Linked DNA regions of Homo sapiens: region 1 is linked to region 2. A link is an interaction called in ENCODE POLR2A ChIA-PET data of the cell type or tissue named here. Cell type or tissue: HepG2. All regions are shown on one strand. Each heading gives the region's core, and the rest is flanking DNA. Links, peaks and the distances in the headings are about the cores only.

Region 1 (2,912 bases), core at 280-2,779, 61 kb before region 2:
AAAAAGAACTGTCCTACGCTGGTTCTTGGGGCTTGGGGAGAGCCATTCTCTGCCTCAGACACTACAAATAACACAAGCATGGTCGGTTCTCTCTAAAATAGACACAAAGAAATTACAGTGACAGGACCAACTAACCTTATAGTAGGTTAAAGTTATAGCCTCTATGGAAAGAGACACAGCACCAAGGGAACAATAGACCTTGTCACTCCACCAAAAATGATAGACTGCTTATTGAATTTGTATACTTCATTCAAACATGAGCAGTGAGCATGGTCTTGCAGTTAGTGAGGAGCCCTGAAGGTTTCAGAGGCGAGTGCCTGTCTCAGGGCGTTGAGTCAGCCAGGGAATCAGCTCTGTATCTTTCTCAGTTTCAGGTTTTGTTGGTCTTTGTGATATTTTGCCTGGAGGATGGGTGGAGGGTCACCTCAAGAAGCGACCACAACTCAAAGTTATTTTATTCTACATTGCAAAGTATGCCAGATAGAAGAAAACGCCCCTTAGCTTCCCTTTGTCATTCAACACCAGGAAGAAAGAGGAAAATGGAATTGGTTTTCTCTTTTTTTTTTTTTTTTTTTGAGATGGAGTCTCTGTCGCCCAGGCTAGAGTGCAATGGCGTGATCTCGGCTCACCGCAACCTCCACCTTCTGGGTTCAAGCAATTTCCCTGCCTCAGCCTCCTGAGTAGCTCGGACTATAGGCGCCTGCCACCACGGCCAGCTAAGTTTTTTGTATTTTTAGTAGAGATGGGGTTTCACCATGTTGGCCAGGCTGGTCTCAAACTTCTGACCTCAGGTGATCCACCCACCTTGGTCTCCCAAAGTGCTGGGAGTACAGGCGAGAGTCACTGCACCCTGCCTGGAGTTGGTTTTCTTTGGGCTCTGAGGAACACACAAAACAACAAGACCCGTCAGAGTTCAGAGAAACCAATCTCGTGGGGCTACATTGGAACAGCTGAAGGTTTTTTCTTTTTTCTTTTTTTACATTTTTAGACTTCCCTTTGTTTTCTTACAAAACATAAAAACTCAGACTTTAGTTGCCTCTAGGCCTTTCAGAAGAAGCCAGCTGTGGGGAGGGAGGCGGGGCCGCTAGGAGTTCTGCGAACAGATTTTTCAGAGCAAGTGTTAGCATCAGCGGAGCTCTGGTCCTCCCTGTGGATTTGTAAACCAACCTCTGACACCCATTCAGCAAAACAACTTCACCTTTCACCTACTTTCTTTGTTTTCCAGCTGTTTGGTGCATGTTCTGTGTGCATATGTAAGCAACTCTTGATGATTTTGTTTGCTTATACTATTTCCTTCTCAATAAAGAGAAAGAATAGGGCATGAGTATGTCACTGTTGGGCGGGACCCCAAGGGGATCTAGAGATTGTGACCCAGCATCAGATGACAACCCTGGCCTCAGACAAAGACCCTTTGTTTCACAGATGAAGCAACTGACACCTGGATGACTTGCTCCATGCTGGCAAAGGAGTGATTGGATCTAAAACAAGATTTTTAATGCTCTCAATTAAAATTCAGAGTCTCAAGGTTGAAAAGGACTTTGACAATTACATATCCAACCTCACACAGATGCTTGAATTCTGGTCTCTAATGAGTGTACAGTGGCCGGGCGCGGTGGCTCACACCTGTAATCCCAGGACTTTGGGAGGCCGAGGCAGGCGGATCACGAGGTCAGGAGTTCGAGACCAGCCTGACCAACATGGTGAAACACCGTCTCTACTAAAAATACAAAAATTAACTGGGCGTGGTGGCGCATGTATGATCCCAGCTACTCAGGAGGCTGAGGCAGGAGAATTGCTGGAACCCACGAGGGGGAGGTTGCAGTGAGCCGAGACTGTGCCACTGTGCTCCAGCCTGGGTGACAGAGAGAGTGAGACTCCATCTCATAAAAAAAAAGGAGTGTAGAGTGGCCACGTGGCCACTACTGGTCTCACTGGAAGATGAGGAGATCACAACTGTCCCAGCAAATGGAAGCTCTTTCATTTATTTCCATGGGTGCAGGATATCGCCCAGGCTGCAGTACAGTGATACGATCTTACCTCACTGCAACCTCCACTCCCGGATTCAAGTAATTCTCCCTGCCTTAGCCTCCCAAGTAGCTGGAAATTACAGGCATCCGCCACCACACCTGGCTAATTTTTGTATTTTTAGTAGAGATGGGGTTTCGCCATGTTGGCCAGGCTGGTCTTGAACTCCTGACTTCAGGTGATCCGTCTGCCTTGGCCTCCCAAGGTGCTGGGATTACAGCTCGCCACTGTACCTGGCGAGCTCTCTGTTTTTGAATCCGTTACTTTCTATCAGAGTTATACAAATATCAATGAATTTTCATTAAAAAGGCATTTCCTGGAGCACACTTCATTTACCTTTGATCAGTTAATCGGAGAACACTGAGAAGCCTTTAATTTCCACAAGGGATATAGCCTTTCCTAAACATAACCTGCTTATTTGAGGCAGAATATCTTGTAACTCTAACCTTACATAGAACAAATTTAGGAAAATGCTGGTTTGAGCTATGGAATAAAATTCTTAAAAAGGTACATGTTAATTAATTTTTTTGTGAGTCAAATATTTTAAATGTAATAAGAGGAATTTACCACTCAAAAGCAACCAATGGAAAATATATTGCTAAACATAAAGAAGATTATTTATGTAATATAAATAAAAATGTTGGTGAACATATTCTGTATTATGAATCATTCTGGAATGATGTATGCAAATCTCTCACTCATTCTTTTCGAGATAGGGTCTCACTCTGTCACCTAGGCTGGAGTGTAGTGACATGATCATGGCTTACTTTAGCCTCAACCTCCTGGGCTCAAGTGATCCTACTACCTCTCAGCCTCCCTAATAGCTGGGACTACATGTGTGCACCACCATGCCCAGCTAATTAACAAAAAAATTTTTGCCCGTGTAC
Region 2 (2,912 bases), core at 123-2,622:
AAAAGTTCCCTGATATTAAGTCTACTATGTACCTGACTCCTTAGCTACTGTTTCCCATTAAGTTTCATTTAGTCTTCTCTGTACGTCTGTTAAGTCAGGTATTATAAGGAGTAGTGGTGGGGGTTAATAGATTAAGGTGACATTGTCTGAAATTTTGTAAGCATGTCTTGATTCTATAACATAAAGGAAATATCTAAGCTTATGCCAAAAACCTAGTACAGATTCCCATGATACAGGCAAGGCAAGGCCTTTGAAGTCTTTTTTCCTCTCCCTAAATTTTTTTTTTTTTGAGATGGAGTCTCGCTCTGTCGCCCAGGCTGGAGTGTAGTGGCACCATCTCGGCTCACTGCAAGCTCTGCCTCTCGGGTTCATGCCATTCTTCTGCCTCAGCCTCCCAAGTAGCTGGGACTACAGGTGCCTGCCCCCACGCCCCGCTAATTTTTTGTATATTTAGTAGAGATGGTGTTTCACTGTGTTAGCCAGGATGGTCTCAATCTCCTGACCTCGTGATCCGCCCGCCTCAGCCTCCCAAAGTGCTGGGATTACAGGCATGAGCCACTGTGCCTGGCCTCCTCTCCCTGAATTTAAACACAAATCTTAGGATGCCACAACTCTGACCAGCTACTTGGCAGGAAATCAAGGAATAAGTGCAAGATGGCTGCCCTCCTTCCATATCCAGGAAAGGCCTGCTTCTCAGACTACTTTTGCTCCAGGGAAGAGGAGCAGGAGAAGAGAATCACCAATCTACTCACTCCATGAAGAAATAATGTACATACATTATTTCTACAGTTAGCCAGTAGATGCTGGCTAACTGGAACCAGGGCAACATGTATGGAATGGATCTTGGGAAATGCTGAATGTGGGGAGCCAAAGAGGAAAGTAAGCTGGGAACTGCTTAGGGCAAACCTGTATCCCAGTCTATTTCTAAAAAACATGGCTACGAAGATTTAAAAAAGTTACATACATCCCTTACAAGAAATTTCCTTGTGGATGAAGGACAGACATCATGACAATAACATAAAAGGCTGGCCAAGTCTGCATACTTTCTCTGTGAATAGTCAGTGGAGAACCTGGAGTCCTTATCACTAACAGAAAGACCCAGCCACTGTATACAATTCAGATTAGCTTTTAGTCCCCTTGGGAGAGTAAGAGGTAAGTGAGCAGAATAGCACAGAATCCCTTCTTCTCTCATAGATAGGATTACCTCCCTTTAATAGACAAAACTTTCATACCTAATCCTAGCTCAGGTAGGGAGCAAAGCCTAATCCAGGTCTGACTACTGCTCTGCAGAACCATGTCTATGGCCTTTGAAAGGATAACCTTTGGCCAGGTGCGGTGGCTCACGCCTATAATCCTAGCACTTTGGGAGGCCGTGGCGGGTGAATCAACTGAGGTCAGGAGTTCGAGACCAGCCTGGCCAATATGATGAAATGCCATCTCTACTAAAAATACAAAACATTAGCCAGGCATGGTGGCAGAGGCCTATAATCCCAGCTTGTCGGGAGCCTAAGGCAGCAGAATCCCTTGAACCTGTGAGGCGGAGGTTGCAGTGAGCGGAGATGGAGCCACTGCACTCCAGCCTGGACAACAAGAGTGAAACTTGATCTTGAAAGGAAAAGAGAACCTTTGACCAAATGGAGGGGAAAAATAGGTACACAGCAGCTTAGAGGCTGCTTTTAACGTTGTAGAAGGCACAGGAATTCCCAGGAGAGCAGGGAGTGCCTGGACAAATGAAATTTATGGGTCACGTGACTGAGCAGGCCAGGAAAATATTGGGCTTGTCAGATGTCAGCTCTTTCTGAGTAGAGTTCAGGTCAAGAAAACAAACTTAGATTAGCTAAGGATTACCCAGATTTTTGACCCTGTTGAAATGTTTCTCATGAGATTCTCACTGGATTTCAACCTGGTGTGCTCCTGGGATTTTTAAATAATTTTTTGGAATATTAAAATAACTTTACCTTTTGATTAGAAAAGCAATGTATAGTCATTATAACACATCATAAATATAAAAAATTACAGAGAAGAACTTAAAAATTATCCATAATCCCACAACTTAAAGATATTGCAATCGGCCGGGCGCAGTGGCTCACACCTATAATCCTAGCACTTTGAGAGGCCAAGGCAGGCGGATTGTCTGAGCTCAGGAGTTTGAGACCAACCTGGGCAACATGGTGAAACTCCCTCTCTACTAAAATACAAAAAAATTAGACAGGCGTGGCAGTGTGATCCTGTAGTCCCAGATACTTGGGAGGCTAAGGTAAGAGAATTGCTTGAACCCGGGAGGTGGAGGTTGCAGAGATCGCACCACTGCACTCCAGCCTGGGCAACACAGCGAGACTCCATCTCCATTAAAAAAAAAAAAAAAGATATTACAATGAATTTACATGTCCTTCCAGATTTAAAAAAACGTATCTAAGTTTGCCAATGTGACAACATGCTTCCTTCTTCCCACTTTCTGGTACATTCCAAGTTTCAGGTACCTTAGGAAGGTCTTTCTTGGTAATGCAACTCCAGAAAGAACAAATCACACTCGCCATGAGAACCTCTTTTTCCTTTTGTCTTCCTCACCTCTGGGGCCTGGGGTAGCCCCATTGGGTGTCTCATCTAAATAGAAGGCTTTGCGCCTGTTGAGAAGTTGAAGAACAAGTATATAGAGGAGAGACACCAGCTCTAGAGTCTCCAGGCCTATAGCCTCTGGCTTGGAACTCACAGTAAAGTTTTGATCATTCTTCTGGTCTCCATGTGTGCTCTCAATGCACTAAAGCTGAGATCAGCAAACTTTTTTTTTTTTTTTCTGAGACAGAGTCTTGCTCTATCGCCCAGGCTGGAGTGTAGTGGCACAATCTCAGCTCACTGCAACCTCTGCCTCCCTGGTTCAAGCAATTCTCCTGCCTCAGCTTCCCAAGTAGCTA

What was found. Peaks named below come from ENCODE experiments on the same cell type or tissue, not always from the same donor. Only the 100,000 strongest peaks of a DNase experiment are listed, where the experiment ranks them.
Region 1: POLR2A ChIA-PET joins it to region 2 with 7 read pairs; 11 of 35 experiments call an interaction of 5 or more read pairs at or near these places.

The regions. Positions count from the first base shown.
Region 1 is chr9:105,136,886-105,139,797 of GRCh38, reverse strand. All of the region lies in intron 3 of LOC105376197 (a long non-coding RNA gene), which reads right to left. Among named protein-coding and RNA genes, the nearest start is that of SLC44A1, 110 kb to the left of the region's middle. RefSeq lists enhancers at 1-370, 371-1,350, 1,351-2,330. In HepG2, for the core only: no CTCF peak of the experiment used is centred there; a DNase peak (open chromatin) is centred at 1,277; H3K27me3 peaks cover 126 bases.
Region 2 is chr9:105,075,705-105,078,616 of GRCh38, reverse strand. No RefSeq gene overlaps it. Among named protein-coding and RNA genes, the nearest start is that of CT70, 85 kb to the right of the region's middle. In HepG2, for the core only: no CTCF peak of the experiment used is centred there; no DNase peak of the experiment used is centred there.